2 separate regions of the Homo sapiens genome follow, and region 2 is linked to region 1. A link is a loop called in an ENCODE intact Hi-C map of the cell type or tissue named here. Cell type or tissue: heart right ventricle. All regions are shown on one strand. Each heading gives the region's core, and the rest is flanking DNA. Links, peaks and the distances in the headings are about the cores only.

Region 1 (8,767 bases), core at 288-8,287:
TCTGTTCCAAAAAGACTCCCCGCACAGTCTGCCCCTCCAGCCTTCGCACTCTGGGAGTGGGCAGACTGCCTGTGGCTGAAGACCCACTGCCACTTCCTCTGCAACAGTGCCTGACCGAGAGCCAGCCTTGCTAGGTATGTGTTGATCATTGACTGATTGGTATGAGGATTCAATGCTTTTGCCTCCCTCCCTGTGAAAAATCGGAGACCTTTCCACCGCCCTCTCTCATTGTCAGTTAGGAGGGTCCGATTCAGTCTTTAGCAATCTAGCACCTTCTCTGCAATCATCATTTGAAATTTTGGAGTTCTTATCACCCTCCCAACTCAGAGTCTGAGATTCCCGGAACTATAAGCTTGGAATGGAGACTACTTGCCTCAGGGCGCACAGCTAGAAAGCAATACAGCCAGCTGTGTGGCCACCCCCAACGATTCTGCCTGCCCAGGCACGGCTAAGCATCCTGATCTGCAATCCCATCATACTCTTGGCATATTTCCATTCACTGCACTTATTGCGTCGTTTACCTCCTTCCTAAGGTCCCTGAGCACCTTGAGACTGTGTTAGCAGACACATTTTTGTGTTCCACCCTCTCGCCCGGGCCCTGCGCCTCTGTGACACATGTGGCTGTCCCATTTACCTGTGCTAACCACACTGAGTACAGCATCTGTCTCTTGATGCCCCTGCTGAGAGCTCTGCTAGATGCCTGGGGCGCCAGAGACCAGCGGCGTCTTCCACATCCAAATCTTCACTGTGTTTGAGGAGTTGCCTTTCATCCCCTCCAACCCTCCCATGGGCTCTCTCCTTTCTTCTCAAGCAGTCATCCTCTCATTGCTCGCGCGCCCTTGCATGTGCGTTACCAAACGCAGACCGAAATCACAGTCGCATCTCAGCCGGGCTGCCATCACCCCATGCTTCCAGGAGGACTCGCCCCACTCTATATACACTTATCTTGGGCCTGCTGCCTTGAAAACATCTGGCCTTTTGTGAGCTCAGTTAAGAGGCTGCTGCCTGTATCTGTTTAGCATAAGTTGAAACTGTAAAGTCATCTGCCTTGATGTGGAAACTTCTGGAAAACCAGAATTAGGCTGATGTAGTCTTCTGTAATGTTGATGTCTACCATGGGCTAAGTGTCGTGCTGGTTGCTTTGTGAGCATTCCCTTGTTCATCCGCTCAACCATCGCGGGAAGGACTGTGATTCCATTCCGCTGGTGAGGAAACACATACAGGTTCCCTAACTTGCTGGAGGTCACACAACTCCACATGGTGGAAGTGGGAGTGTCACCCAGCTCAGTGTGTGGGTAAAGTTCATGCTTTTTGCACTAACGTGGTCCTCTCTGTACGCCGAGTGAGCCACCCAAATAGGATGGCGGGGATCAACCATGATAAAAGGAGGAGTGACTGTCTTGACTGGATCATTCCCACCAGCCAACTAACACGCAGTGCTATCTCCCAGCTCAAAAAATAATCGTTTCCTAAAAAACAATTTTTCTTTTTTAATAGCAATACGGTCTTCCAATGTTGCCAAGGCTGGTCTTGAACTCCTGGGCTTAAGTGATCTCCTGACTTGGCCTCCCAAAGTGTTGGGATTACAAGTGTGTGCCACTGTGCTCAGCCCAATAAACTTTTTAATTGAAATTTTTGTTTTTGTTCTTATTTATTTATTTGAGATGGAGTGTCACTCTTGTTGCCCAGGCTGGAGTGCAATGGCGTGATCTTGGCTCACTGCAACCTCCGCCTCCTGGGTTCAAATGATTATCTCGCCTCAGTCTCCCGAGTAGCTGGGATTACAGGCGCCTGCCACCACACCCAGCTAATTTTTGTATTTTTAGTAGAGACGGGTTTCACCATGTTGGCCAGGCTGGTCTCGACCTCCTGACCTTGGGTGAGCCACCCACCTCAGTCTCCCAAAGTGCTGGGATTACAGGCGTGAGCCACAAAGACCAGCCTTGTTCTTTCTTTGAGACATGGTCTTGCTCTGTCACTCAGGCTGGAGTGCAATGGAGCAGGCTTGACGTCCTGGGCTCATGATCCTCCTACCTCAGCCTCCTTAGTATTGGGACCACAGGTGTGCATCACCATGCCTGGCTTTTCAAGTTTTTTTTAGAGATAGGGTCACCCTATGTTGACCAGGCTGGTCTTAAACTTCTGAACTCAAGTGATCCACTGGCCTTCGCCTCCCAAACTGCTGGGATTACAAGCGGAGCTACTGAGCCTGGCCTAGCTTCTTCTTGATGCCTTTTCTCACACCTCACATCCAATCCATCAGCAATGCCTGTTGGCTCTACTTTAAAAATAGGCCCCCAGACACCCCTGACAATCCACCACTTTCCTTTTTATTTGTTTTTAGAGTTGGGATCTTGCTTTCTTGTGAAGGCTGGAGTGCAGTCGGGCGATCATAGCTCACTGCAGCCTCGAACTTCCAGGCTCAAGCGATCTTCCTGCCTCAGCGTCCAGCTGGGACTACAGGCACGTGACACGTCTCCTGGCTAATGTCACCATACTCTTTCTTGACCAATCTACACCGCCACATTGGCTTCCTTGTTTTTCCTCCACCTTGGACCCTGACTTGTTTTATTTTCTACCTCTAAGGGTTTTACACACACACACACACACACACACACACACACACAATTTACATGTGTTATCTGTTTCTCCTACAAAATACAAGCTGTATGAAGGTGGGGACTTGTTCACTGCCACGTTCCCAGCACCAGGCACTTAGCTGGTGCTCAGTAAATACATATTGATTGATGGAAGAAGTGAACACTCATGTGCAGGTTCCTACACTCAACGCCCTGTGGCATCTCAAGCACAGTAAAAGCTCTGGACCTAGTACCAGGGATGTAGCCAGAGGAGCTGAATCTCCATTTCCAGTGTTTCCTAGAGTGTGTCTTCCTGCACAGGGAGGCCGAGATACAGGACACTGAGGCCAGACGGCAGAGCAGGAAGCATGTGGCTGACATAGGGGTGACGTGCCAGAGCACTGCTGACCGCCGCTCCCTGCCAGAAGAGGATTAACAATAATCCCAACCATTCACCCAGAGCTTTACCGTTTACAAAAGTGTTGTCACATCCGATATTGCATCTGGGCCATACAGCTGCCCCAGAAGGTGAGCAGAGGGAGGACTATGATCCCCATTATACAGATGACAACCCCGAGGTGCTGAAGGTTAAGTGTCTGGCCTGTGGCTGCACAGCAAGTGGTTGAGCCAGGTGCCAAGCCAGGACTTCTCGTCCCACACCTGCCACTGGGTCCTGCCTAGAGCAATTTTTATCAAGTGAGACCTCTGGGACAGAATGGGCAAATTTCCATTGTCTGAACAAACCAAGTAAAAAAAACCATGAATCATTTATTCTTTGGTTGTCTACACAGACACTTAAGTACTGTATCGCTGTCATGCAGCGGCCTGTGGAGGCCCCTGGGGGTGGCTGGGCCTGTGTCCTGAGCCCTCAGCCAGATCCAGGGGGTGCGGTGTCTGGTCATGTCCACTCCAAGAGCAGTAGCACCATGTAGAAGGCTGTGAGCAGGGTCCCCTCGGCTGAGTGGCAGATGTAGGCTCACTGCTCTGCAGCCCCGAGGGGCTGGCCAGCTCAGAGTGCAGAAGAGTTCCTCTCCATGGGTCTAGTCACCCATCCGTCTGACCTGGACGCTGTCATAGCTCATCCTTGGGCTTCGATTCACTGCCTGAGAGAGACTCTTGTGCAGGTTCGGGGGGGCCCTGCTGGGCATCCAGGGGCTGCTCCTGGGAGAGGTCCATCTCTTCTGGGCTGAAGAGCATCTTCACCAGGTCATCTGCCTGCACCCTGTCCTGCAAGGACAAACCCCTGCCCATTCAGAGAGGCCTCCGCTCCAGACACTCGCTATCTCTCAGCTGCTACTTCCCAGGGGACAAGGAAGGTTCCTTAATGGCCCCAGGCTCATCTCCTTCCCAGCAGGTCCTACTCTCTGGAAAAGGACAGCTGAAGTGGGGCCCAAGGAGGGAACCAAGAACTCAGCATCGCTCCCTGTCTTGACCTCTTTCCCCACCTGGATCCCGTTCACAGCAGGCCCAGGGAGGACAAGGCAATGTGACCATAATGACAGGGCGTTGGAGCTGGTGTCCCAAGTGCTCCTTTCGTGTCTCAGCCACTGGCAATGGGATTTGGGGAAGAGAAAGGCAAACCAAGGGCGCTCTGGGAACGGGTCACCACAGCACCAGCTGCTCTCACCCGCTCGAGCTGCTCTCACCCGCTCGCTGTGTCGAGGGTCCAGGGTGAACCACAGGGCGATGGCACAGCGCTGCCCCCTGGTGACAGCCTTCACTCCATGTGGGTTTTCAGTGCCTGAAGAGAATCCCACGGCTCTTCCACACTGAGGCTGCACCTCTGCCTAAGGGGGACAGAAAGGGAGGGGGGTTGCACAGGACAAAGACTGTAATCCACTCTCAGAAGAGACATGGGCTCATTAGGGCTCACGACCGAGGGCAGCTCTTCAGTATGGCTTCCCTAAGACCAGAACTAAAGAGAAAGGGTGACTGGTTAGAGGAGTGATGGACACGTCTCAAAGCCCCTCTGGATGGGGGAAGGGTACCGCCCACTGGGAAGCCCAGTTGGTTATTTTTGTCCACTGCACTTTGGGAACATCAGCTGTAGAAAACAGACTTTTTATCTCCCAGGGACAAGGACAAGGGAGCACTCACCGTCACGGTCTTGGCATCCAGTTCAGTGAAATAAAAGTTTCCGCCATCGAAGTCCCCATTTAGGTAAAGGATGGCGCTGGGAAAGGCAGAGACATCTCATCATGGCCCTTCCCTGCCTCCCTTTCCCCTGAGCCTTCACCTCCAGGTGCTCTCAACCAGCAGCAGGAGGGTGGCTTTGTGTGGGAGGGAAACCTTTAAGAACCTATACTGATGCCGTACAAACTCCACCTTTCCACTCTCCACCCTCGCCTTAGAGTCCCCTGTGCCCACTCACACTACCGTTCTTGTCACACCACGATATGATTCCCTCTTTGCCTATCTTCTTATCCAGCGGGTTTGGGGATAAAGGATTGGACTCTGGGAACAGCTAGCCCCAACCAGTGTGTGTGTGCTAGGGTGGGGTAGTAGAGTGCAGGGCACTGTGGGGCCTCTGAGGAGGGCACAGACCTCCTCACCCTGCACCTGCCCCGCACTCACCTGTAGTCGCGGAAGGTGTAGGCTGGGGGCTCTTTGACACACACGAGGGTCTCGGCATTCAGGATGCAGTTGTCCACGTGGACTGGATGACTATCATCCTTCCTCTCTGCCTGGACCTCTGGGGCCAATGTCACACATGTTAGCAAGGGAGCACCTCGGGAGACGGCATAGCTCTCTTCTTGGCAGGGGAGGTGCTTCCCAAAATGTGTTTGAGTCTACGGAATGCCCAATGAACTAGGGGGGTGTCTTTGGCTAAGCCACAAGCCTAGGGGTCAGGACAAGTCTGCAGGCTTCCTAGGACAGTTCTTGGCAGAAGTGAGCAGGGTGTGGCAAGCAGGAATGAAGGGCTCCAACCAAGGGCAGATCCTGGGCAGAATGGCACAACCCTGGTTTGTAGCTGGACTTTACAAAATACAAAGGCCCAGGGAAGTGAGAATGAGGGATCAGGAGGTGGGACGGACGCAGGGCAGAGTGGGTCAGTCCTCCATCAGGACTGCAGGAGATGGGGCTGAGTGGCAGGAAGTGGGGCAGAGAAGAGCTGGCTAGCAAAGGGAAAGCATGAACTTCAGTGGGGCTCTGGGGTGGGGTGGGTGGAGAAACCATGCAGGGAGAAGGTCACGAAAGGGAACAGACCGGGCTCACTGTCAAATGCCAGGCAGACCACGTCTTTCCCCAACGCAAACCTTTGGCATGCTCTATGTAGGCACCGTCACGTCGTGGTGGGTGCCTCCTTCTCCATTCCCACTTGTCCAGCCAGTCACCAGGTCCTGTCCATCCACCTCCTGCACCTTCCCGGGGCCTCACTTCTCCCTCCTCCCACTGCCACTTCCTGAGTTTAGGGCTTTGCCCTTGTCCACAGAGGTCATTGCTGACCAGCTTCCCTTTTTGGTTTGAAATCTCTCCACACACACAGCAGCAAAATGAATCCTTTAAAAGTCAAGGCCTCACCACGTCCTTCACTGCTTGATGAGGCCTCCCTGGCCTCCTGGCACCTGTGCTTGTGCTCTCCCACCGGGGGCTTGTGACACACCCAGTTGTGTGTCTGACTGGTCCCTTTGGGTGTGCCCAGATTGTGACAGAATTCCAAACATTCTGAGGTAGAGGAAAGCCCTCTGATCTGTGCCACGTACCAATGGCCATCACTGCCAGGGGCCTGCTGGAGGCTCCAGTATGACAGAGCCGGCTCTGGGCCACATAGGATCCTTGCAGCACTAGCTGAACCTCTCCCCTTCTTGGACATGCAAAAGGGAATGTGGGTGGGCGAGGGAATGAGGAATAACCTCCAGGCCACTCTCACTTGTAAATCACGAAGCTCTCTCACAAATTTGGTATTTAACAATTAGTAAAAGAGAATCTGCCACATAGCTATGGTTGAGCTAAAGGATAAAAATTCCCTTGAATGTAGCTCTCCAGGATTTGGCACCTTTCTTAGTTCCCCTGACTACCAGGCTGCACAATGCCTCCACTCCTGTGCAAACACCATCCCACCACCCGGAGTACTCCGTAATCGTATTCATCCTGCAAAACTGCCATTGCTTCCTCTGGGAAGCCTTCTTTTTGTTGTTGTTGTTGTTGTTATTATTTTTGCTTTTAACAAGCCCTTCTGTTGAGGGCTGTCTTTCAACAGATGGCAGCGAGGGAGCTGCTCAGCTATGTATGAAACCCTAACCCGGAGGCAGGTCCTCTATGAATGGTTTAGCACCAGCTTCCCCATTAAAGTGCGTTGTGTGACAAGTGACGGGTGGCCCCCTTTCTGGCTGCACCCCATTTCCCTCTGGGAAGCCTTCTTGATCCCCAGGTAGGTTGACTATAACTTCCTCCATGCTACTGTGGCATGCATCACACTGGGATGCCACCCATGTATTTACATTGGTTCCCCAACTGAAGAAAAGGGACCGCATCCTGTTCTCTCTGTGTCTTCAGCATCCAGCACAGAGCTGAGGTACAGCATGCGGGGGCGGGTGCTGCAGGGGTAATGAGGCCCACCTTCGATGGCAGTGCGGCACACCAGATGAGAGTAGGAAAAGTAGAGGGGCGTATCCAGGCGGAAGTAGGACTCCATGATGCGCCGCACCTTCTCCGTCACGTTGTAGTACAGGTGGGCACTCTGCAGAGGAACTTTGCCTTCTTGCCCCAGCTGCCAAGGAGACAGATGGTCAGCTGCCCTCAACGACTGATATGGTTTGGCTCTGTGTCCCTACCCAAATCTTATCTTGTAGTTCCCATAATTCCCATGTGTTGTGGAAGGGACCTGGTGGGAGATGACTGAATAATGGGGGTGGATCTTTCCCGTGCTGTTCTCATAATACTGAATAAGTCTCACGAGATCTGGTGGCTTTAAAAAAATGGGAGTTTGCGTCCGGGAGGTGAGGGGCGCCTCTGCCCGGCCGCCCCTACTGGGAAGTGAGGAGCCCCTCAGCCCGGCCAGCCACCCCGTCCGGGAGGGAGGCCGGGGGGGGTGGTCGGCCAGCCGCCCCGTCCGGGAGGGAGGTGGGGGGGTCAGCCCCCCGCCCGGCCGGCCGCCCTGTCCGGGAGGTGAGGGGCGCCTCTGCCCGGCCGCCCCTACTGGGAAGTGAGGACCCCTCTGCCCGGCCAGCCGCCCCGTCCGGGAGGGAGGTGGGGGGGTCAGCCCCCTGCCCGGCCAGCCGCCCTATCCAGGAGGTGAGGGGCGCCTCTGCCCGGCTGCCCCTACTGGGAAGTGAGGAGCCCCTCTGCCTGGCCAGCCGCCCCGTCCGGGAGGGTGGTGGGGGGGTCAGCCCCCCGCCCGGCCAGCCGCCCCATCCGGGAGGTGAGGGGCGCTTCTGCCCGGCCGCCCCTACTGGGAAGTGAGGAGCCCCTCTGCCCAGCCACGACCCCGTCTGGGAGGTGTGCCCAGCGGCTCATTGGGGATGGGCCATGATGACGATGGCGGTTTTGTGGAATAGAAAGGCGGGAAGGGTGGGGAAAAAATTGAGAAATCGGATGGTTGCGGGGTCTGTGTGGATAGAAGTAGACATGGGAGACTTTTCATTTTGTTCTGTACTAAGAAAAATTCTTCTGCCTTGGGATCCTGTTGATCTGTGACCTTATCCCCAACCCTGTGCTCTCTGAAACATGTGCTGTGTCCACTCAGGGTTAAATGGATTAAGGGCGGTGCAAGATGTGCTTTGTTAAACAGATGCTTGAAGGCAGCATGCTCGTTAAGAGTCATCACCACTCCCTAATCTTAAGTACCCAGGGACACAAACACTGCGGAAGGCCGCAGGGTCCTCTGCCTAGGAAAACCAGAGACCTTTGTTCACTTGTTTATCTGCTGACCTTCCCTCCACTATTGTCCTGTGACCCTGCCAAATCCCCCTCTGCGAGAAACACCCAAGAATGATCAATAAAAAAAAAATAAATAAATAAATAAATAAATAAATAAAATAATAAAAAATAAAAAATAAAAAAATGGGAGTTTGCCTGCAGAAGTTCTCTCTTTGCCTGCTGCCATCCATGTAAGATGTGACTTGCTCCTCTTTGCCTTCCACCATGATTGTGAGGCTTCCCCAGCCACATGGAACTGTAAGTCCAAGTAAACCTCTTTCTTTTGTAAATTGCCCAGTCTCGGGTACGTCTTTATCAGCAGTGTGAAA
Region 2 (8,767 bases), core at 175-8,174, 240 kb before region 1:
TACTTTTTCCAGCATAGTTAGGGGGTTGTTAATTTTGTATGTCCCCAGCCCTTACCAAATTGTGAAGCAGGTGGTTTACAACCTTGAAACCTTTAGCAAACCTAGTATTTGACTTACATGATTTAGATCACCTGTTTATATTGATAACACTTGTATTTTACCAATAATCTTGAAGACTTTTTTATTTCTTAAAAATTAAAGTCACATTAACTAAGAAGCATTACAGCTTTTATCTTTCCTTTAAAATATTTAAGCATTTATTTTTCTCTAAGACAATTAATTAGAGCTCTTTTTATAGATATTACACACAACACATATATAGCTACCCAGACAGAAGATTTAGCACTTGTAAAATTTTTCATTTGCTAGTTTCTTAATTGGATTACTGGCTTCAGGGTGGAGACCTTGGAGGAACACGACTAGGAAAGCATGCATTTTTATGGCTGAATAAGCTGGCACAGCTGAAGGCAAAGACAGATCCTCAAAATAAAGGGTGCCATTTTATAGTGGATCCTGGATTCCCAAAAGGAGGGAAATACTATGGGGAGAAGACAGTGTAGTGCTTCTACCACGCATCTCATTGCAAGGCAACCCAAAGGCAATCAGCCCATTTTGTAATCAGCCCACTCCCCATGGGAGCCTTATCCCTTAATTTGGGGTGGGGATGTTTCCAAATCTTCCGGGTAGCCAACAGCATGCTTCTCTGATCCAGATGTGCAAAGAAGTAAGTATCCCTCCATAACTTCTATTAGCCATCCCTTAAGGTATATTTTTTACCTAGTTATTACACAAAGCCCTCTCATAATGCAAAGTAATTTGATAGCCCCAAAACTTAAAACCATCAGATAACACAATGCGAAACAGAACAGCACCTTTGATTTTGAGAGAGATGTAGCTGCTTTTAATTCCTGGGGTTTCATGAGGGAAACAGAGGGTGTGTACGTGTGTGTGTGTATGTGTTTTCCCAAAACAGGGTCTGTGGCACCTCCTCTGTTTTTCCCAAGAAGTCCCAGACTACCAGAAGTTATCTTAGGGCCTCTTATGTGTGCATTAAGAGTGGCAAGACAAAAAAAATGGAGAAAAATAGTTCAGTTGACTGAAGAAAAAAGCCCTTTTTCAAAAAAACAGGCTCCAAGAAGAGAAAAGCATAAAGGTTTTTAAAATATACCCTTGCTTGGATATCCGCTTTTAATCAAACTGAGCACTCTTTAAGAAAATCCTTTTAAGTCCCTTGTTACTTGACTTTAGCCACACCTAGCAGTTAAGTTTTTCAGCTTTTGAACTTTACAAAAAGTAACCTCACAGGTGAAACCAACCAGCCTAAATTAGGTTATGACTTAGCTGCGAGTGTATGAGGTATTTTCAAAGGGGTGGTAAGCAGCTTTTGAAACCTTCATTGCAAAACTGTGACTGAGACAGTGAAAGAGTTTTGACCCAACCAACTCCATCTTGCTTCCAGCCCCAAAGCTGCCCTTCCCCATCCCTAGACATAGGCTGAACCAACTCTGGAAGGAGTGTGATTTACAGTTTATAGTCTAAAACAAAGATGATAACCATCCCTCTTTCCTGGGGAGCAGACCAAGAAACTAGTCACAAGATTAGAAACCATTGCTTGGGAGCCATGCAGCTGGAGGCTACAAGATTTTGACTCTCTCTAAACTGCTCTCAAGGTCAGTGCTTAAGATATTTTGCAAACCCCGCCCTTGATAGATCAACTAGCACCACCCAGATCGATAAAATGGCTTATCTGAGTTTGAGACCCCCACCCAGGAACTGACTTAGCACAGAAGACAGTCACCATTTTACAATGGTGGGGACTAAAACAAAGTATTGCCATGTGGTTACAGGTCATGTTCCGAAGGACATAAAACAAGAAGAGGCCTGTAGCAAAGTTTGTTACTGAACACTTTGTTGAGCTGGCTTGATCAACAGGCTTATGAGGTCCTGGGCCTGTATCCTAACCTAAGGTACCCTTTCTTTTAACAGAATCATGCAGAAAGACACACAATGCACACTAGACTGGCTGCAACTTAAGACCAACCTCACAAATCCTCTTTCATTAATTAAAACTTAACAGAGAATATAAACAGTGATTCTTATTATTCATTTTACCAGTTTGCACAGAGAGAGAGAAGCCAAAAGCCCACTGGTTAAAAAAAAAACCGTAAAACTTTTACCCTTTTGCCAGTATGTCAAGCTTCTGGGTTCCCTTCCTCCAAGCTCAACTCTAAGCAAAGCATTTTAAGGTTTGGGGAAATTAACTTTTCCCAGTTTGGAGGAACATTATAAACCATGAAAAAAGGAAGGAAAAATACCATAGAAAAGTCTCGGGGTTTGTGTTGTAGAATTGGAGGAGCTGACAATGTAGATGGTGGGCAGGAAGAACCAGGGCATCTGGAAGTTGCATTTGAGGGTTTCAATTAGGGTTGTCAATAAGTACTGCCTCTCTTCCAATTGGGAATGATGATTCCCCTGTTTCTTTACTCTCTCTATTTTCTCTTTTCCTTTTGACCTACCATAGGAGACAGATTGCTCATCTCCAAATTTCTCTGCTGTCTGCGGAGCTGCCTGGTTTTCAACCTTGGTTAGGGTTTGGCTTAGGAATAGCATAATATCCCTTTGTGAGAGGTTAAACACTTGAGTTAAATTTTGGAGGCCAGGTGTGGTGGCTCATGCCTGTAATCCCAGCACTTTGGGGGGCCAAGGTGGGCAGATCACGAGGTCAGGAGATCAAGACCATCCTTGCCAATATGGTGAAAACCCGTCTTTACTAAAAATACAATAATTAGCTGGATGTGGTGGCACACGCCTGTGGTCCCAGCTACTTGGGAGGCTGAGGCAGGAGAATCACTTGAACCTGGGAAGTGGAGGTTGCAGTGAGGTGAGATCGCGCCACTGCACTCCAGCCTGGGTGAGAGAGCAAGACTCCGTTTCAAAAAAAAAAAAAAATGTGGAAAGCTTCTATATACTTATCAGCATCGTCAGAAAATTGGCCTAAGTCTCCCTTTATTTGCCTAAGGTCCTGCAATGAGAAGGGAACTTGAGGGGGGCCCCAAATAAGGGGGATCCTCAGATGGTTTCCCTGGAAGTTGCTTCTCTAATTTGGGGGAATCATTCTCTGTAGGTCGCCTGATATGACTGCTATAAGGGCTGGGTTGATTGTGCAACTCTTGTGAAGATCTAGTAAAAAGGCCATGCTCTTGTGTAAAAGAAAATGAGCCACTTTTTCTTCAAAGTCTCAGGGTCAAAGGAGTCCTTGTGCTTCAGAAAGCACTACAGAGAGGTGCAAGCTGAAGATGGTCTGTTACCCATTTAGAAAGAGAAGCGAGAAAAAGGCGTCCCTTTAATCCTATTCCTTTCAGTGTGACCCAGGGTGGAGGGGAAGACAGTGAGGGCATCCCCCTTACTGTTTTCCCTCCTTGGTTCCTGGGTCCCAGCACCTTGTTAAATGTGCCACTCATGGTTGCGGGCATGACCCCCAGTTGTGGAACCAGAGGAACTAAGCAACTGGGATTAGTCACGATTACCCATGTGACTCTAGTCCTCCACTTGTGATTTCCCTTTGACTTCCTAGACTTATGTGATCTGCATCCTCCCTCAAAGATGGATCTCAGGAAATACTATGTAATAGTTGCATTTGGACAAGGCCCCTTTAATGGAGAAAGGGTACTAGATTGAACTCTATATCCTACTATCATGGCCCATGCTAAAGCGTTTCCCCTTAGAGAATGGTTCCAGTTAACTTCTGGACCTAAAATTCCCTTACTATTTAAGTACTGTTCTAATTGGAGGTAGAATAGGTGCCTTAAAAGAACGTAGGGACCAAATGGCATTTTTCCTGCCGATGGGACAGTGTCAAGACTAAAATTTGGTGCCAGAGGCCATTTGTGGCCAATTAGGACTCCTAATTGTCAAAAGCAGAGTTTTCCCATTTACAGAAGGGGCATAGAGCCTGATTTTTAGTATATTGGTGCAAAAAGGGAGGAGAATTGGGAGGAGAATTTGGCAAAGGGACGACATTGTGCCTCATGGAGAGGATTTTTATTCCTCTAGGTGGCGCTATTGACCTTGAAATGCCATGTGCTCTCCAGACTAAGGGCAGAGAGTGACCTGTCTGAGACCAGCTTGGTCGTGGAGACCCTAACCCAGCAGTGCTAGAGGAATTAAAGACACACACAGAAATATAGAGTGTGAAGTGGGAAATCAGGTGTCTCACAGCCTTCAGAGCTGACAGCCTTGAACAGAGATTTACCCACATATTTATTGACAGTAAGCCAGTGATAAACATTGTTTCTATAGATTGTAGATTAACTAAAAGTATTCCTTACGGGAAACAAAGGGATGGGCCGAAATAAAGGGATGGGCTCTGGCTAGTTATCTGCAGCATGAACATGTCCTCAAGGCACAGATCGCTCATGCTATTGTTTGTGGTTTAAGAACACCTTAAGTGGTTTTCCACCCTGGGTGGGCCAGGTGTTCCTTGCCCTCATTCTGGTAAACCGACAACCTTCCAGTGTGGGCGTCAAGGGCATCATGAGCATGTCACAGTGCTGCTCAAAGAGATTTTGTTTATGGCCAGTTTTGGGGCCAGTTTATGGCCAGATTTGGGGGCCCATTCCCAACAGACCTGGAAATGCCATATGCTTTCCTGACCAAGGGCAGAGAGTGACCTGGAAATGCCATGTGCTCTCCAGACTAAGGGCAGGGAGTGACCTCACTGTGGCGGGTGGGGGGAGACCCTCTGATCCTAGAAAATCACAACAGCATTCCCCTGAGTTATATCCTTTGTTACTATAGAATTTCCTGATCTTGCCTAACAGGATCACTTCCCTGAGCTGTAAAACTTCCCGCATATTGCACATAGAGAGAGGATAGGAGACATGGCAACCATGGATAGAAAAGAAGGAAATTTTGCAACAGGATAGCTGGAGATCCTTTTTGCCAACACCCAGTCAAGCAGTCAGAGGCTGGGATTAGTCCAGAAGCCTTTGGATAATAGCAGGTTGTTGCCCTGACCAGAAATCCTCAGTTGTTTCAGGACCTCACTCAGCCCCATGCGGTGGCTAGGCCCAACATGAAAAGTAACTCATTCAAACATGGCCAACATGCCCAGCAACCCGTGGTTTCTGGGGGATTCTCCATGTTCTCCTCAGTACACCTCACCCCTGTGTCTTGTAAGGCTGGCAGCCACGCTAACCGTGTTTTTAAATGGTTGATGGGAGCCCAGTATTTTTTATTTAGTTTGATTTGATTCTAAAATGGAGGCCAAGAACCTCAAAATTAAAGGACAGATTTGAGATTTGCTCCCATTCTTACCACTCTGATGGTTATACCTTCTGTTCCTGTTCTGATCCTGGACAAGCCACCAAGGGAAGTAGCATCATTGTCTGGGGAAATATCCAGGGTTCATTGTCTCATGCCAAGAAGATTAAGGACATGGACATACATGGGTGGGTTAAGGAGGGGAAAGTTTAATAGGCAGAAGAAAGGAGAGAGGAGAGCAGCTCTCTCTTGTGAGAGAGAGGGGCATCTGAAAGGGAAAAGCTGACCTGCAGCAGACTGCAGCAGATTTTATAGGCAGGATTGAGGAGGCAGTGTCTGATTTATGTAGGGCCAACAGATTGTCCTGACCAGGTATAATATTTACATAGTGTGTGGGGAAGGTTTGTCACCCCACCCTGATCTTAATATGCAAATGGGTTTTCTACTTGGCCAGCGCCATCTTGTCTGCTCCTTACTGTATATGTGGCTGGCAAAGAGAAGGGAAGATGGAGCCGCCATTTTGATCATGCCTAGTCCCAGGTAGCCTTTTCCTATTGGCACAACTGCCGGCATTCACCTGTGCAAGTTTTCAGTTTGCTTGTCTATGTCTGCAGCTCAATTTTACAGACTGCTCTTTGTTAGAAAAGAAAATGATTTTGGGGGTGCTTTTCATGAAAAGTAAAACCTTAATGAGGACTTCCTTACCCTCAAAATCTTCCTAAATAATTTCTTTTTAACTCCTATATCATTAGTGTATTTTATGTCGCTATAAAGGAGTACCCGAGGCTGGTTAATTTATAAAGACGAGGTTTATTTTGGCTTACAGTTCTGCAAGCTGTACAAGAAGCATAATGATGGCATCTGCTTCTGGTGAGGGCCTTAGGAAGCTTACAGTCATGGCTGAAGGCAAAGAAGTAGTAGGTCTGTCTCATGGTGAGAGAGGGGGAAGGGCTTAGCCTCTTTTTAACAACCATATCTCATGTGAACTTATTACTGTGGGGAGGGTACTAAGCCATTCATGAAGGATTCCCCCTCATGATCAAAATGCCTCCCACTAATGCCCCACCTCCAACATTGGAGATCACATTTCAACATGAGATTTGGTGAGGACAAATATCCAAACTATATCAGATATACATCACATTTTGTTTATTTATTCATCAATTGGACATTTGATAGTTTCTACTTTGTGATTATTATGAATAATTCTGTTATGAATGTTCATTTATAAGTTTTTGTATGGACATATGTTTTCATGTCTCTTGGGGATATTCCTAGAAGTGGAATTATTGGGTCATATGCTAACTCTACATTTAACCTTCTGAGGAACTACCAGACTGTTTTCCAATGAAGATGTACTATTTTACATCTCATCAGCAGTGTATGAGGGTTGCAGTTTCTCCATATCTTCTCCAACACTTATCCTTCTTTTTTATTATAACCATCCTAGCTGGTGTGAAGTAGTGTCTCAATGTGGTTTTGATTTATATTTCCTGAATGACTAATGATACTGAGTATCTGCCTTTTCAAGTGCTTGTTAGCCATTTGCATATCTTCTTTGGTGAAAATTTTTTCAAATCCTTTACCAATTTTAATGGAGTTATTTATTCTTTTTGTTGAGTCTCAGGAGCTCTTTATATATTTTGTATATTAGTCTCTTATGTGTTTTGTTTTCGTTTTTGTTTTTGAGATGGAGTCATGCTCTGTCGCCCAGGCTGGAGTGCAATGGCGAGATCTCAGCTCACTGCAACCTCAGCCTACCAGGTTCAAGTGATTCTCCTGCCTCACCCTCCCAAGTAGCTGAGATTATAGGCACCTGCCATCATACCCAGCTAATTTTTGTATTTTTGTATAGATGGGGTTTCACCATGTTGGCCAGGCTGGTCTTGAACTCCTGACCTCAGGTGATCCACACACCTTGGCCTCCCAAAGTGCTGGGATTACAGGCATAAGCCACTGTGCTTGGCCTCTTAGGTGTTGAATTGTGTCCTGTACCCTGAAATATATTGAAGTCCTAACCCCCAGGACCTGTAAATGTGACATTATTTGGAAATAGTACTTTTGAAGAAGTAATCAAATTAAGATGAGTTAATTAGGGTGGGCCTTAATCCAATATGACTGGTACAATTATAACAAGAAGAAATGCCATGTGAAGACAGTCATACACAGAGAGAATGCCATGTGATTACAGAGGCAGAGACTGGAATGATGCAGCTGCAAGCCAAAAAAAAAAAAACAAGAATAAGCAGCCATCATCAGAAGCTAGGAAGAGTCAAGAAATGATGCTACCCAGAGTCTCAAAAGGAATATGGCCCTACTAATACCTTGATTTCAGATTTCTAGCCTTCAAAACTGTGAGATAATACATTTCTATTGTTTTAAGACCCCAGTTTGTGGGATTTTGTTATGGTAACTAGAATGCAACAGTATTAAGAGATGTGGCCTTTGGGAGATGATTTGGCAGAGCCCTCATGAATGGCATTAGCATTTTTGTAAAAGGCCTTGAGGTTGAAATGAGACTGTGTGTGGACACTGTGTTCATTTCTTCTGGAAAATGCAGCAACAAGGTGCCAACTTGGAAGCAGAAAGGTGCCTCACCAGACACCAAACCTACTAGTACCTTAATCTTAAACTTCTCGCCTCTAGAACTCTGATAAATAAACTTCTATTGTTTGTAAATTACCTAGTCTATGGTATTTTGTTATAATAGTCCAAAGGGACTAAGATACTCCCTGCATCCAGCCTCTGGAAACCACCATTTTACTATCTGTCTCTATGATTTTGACTACTCTAGATATTTCATATAAGGGGAATCATGTACTATTTATCTTTTTGTGATTGGCTTATTTAATTTAGAATGATGTCTTCAAGGTTCATCCATGTTATAGCATGTGTCAGAATTTCCTTCTTTTTTAAGGCTGAATCATATTGCATTGAATGTATATACCACATTTTGCTGATCTATTTGTCTGTCAGTGGATACTTGGGTGGCTTCCACATTTTAGCTAGTGTAAATAATGGGTGTACAAATACATATTTGCATCCCTGCTTTAAATTCTTTGGGGTATATAACCAGAAGTGAAATTGTCAGATGATATGGAAATTCTGTGTCTACTTTTTCTTGAGGAACTGTCATACTATTCTCCACAGGAACTATATCACTTTACATTTCCACCAACCGTGTAGAATCATACTAATTTCTCCACATCATTGCCAACATTTGTTGTTGTCTGTTTTTTTCATGGTAGCCATCCTAAGTGTGTGAAGTGGTACTATGGTTTGGATATGGCTTGTCCCTGCCAAAACTCCTTTTCATGTTGAAATTTGATTCCCAGTGTGGTGGTATTGGGAGGTGGTACCGAGTGACAGGTGTTTGGGTCATGGGGAAGATCCCTCATGAATAGATTAAGGCCTTCCTGTGGAGGTGAGTCTTGCTCTTGCAAGATTTAGTTTATGTGAAGAATCTGAATTCCTCGGGAGGCTGAGGCAAGAGAATCACTTGAAC

What was found. Hi-C counts contacts between places; a loop is a spot of excess contacts. Peaks named below come from ENCODE experiments on the same cell type or tissue, not always from the same donor. Only the 100,000 strongest peaks of a DNase experiment are listed, where the experiment ranks them.
Region 2: it touches region 1 in a loop (5-fold over the local background); 4 of 110 quality-filtered maps call a loop at or near these places.

Annotation. Positions count from the first base shown.
Region 1 is chr1:42,743,047-42,751,813 of GRCh38, forward strand. It overlaps P3H1 (prolyl 3-hydroxylase 1), which reads right to left. Exons shown (of 15, transcript NM_022356.4): 11 at 7,140-7,290; 12 at 5,154-5,271; 13 at 4,677-4,752; 14 at 4,226-4,366; 15 at 3,328-3,806. The coding sequence ends at 3,651. Among named protein-coding and RNA genes, the nearest start is that of CLDN19, 7.2 kb to the left of the region's middle. RefSeq lists a silencer at 2,138-2,338 and an enhancer at 7,934-8,598. In heart right ventricle, for the core only: a CTCF peak has its summit at 4,272 (motif pointing left); a DNase peak (open chromatin) is centred at 4,262.
Region 2 is chr1:42,507,723-42,516,489 of GRCh38, forward strand. All of the region lies in intron 6 of CCDC30 (coiled-coil domain containing 30), which reads left to right. Among named protein-coding and RNA genes, the nearest start is that of CCDC30, 49 kb to the left of the region's middle. In heart right ventricle, for the core only: a CTCF peak has its summit at 4,056 (motif pointing right); no DNase peak of the experiment used is centred there.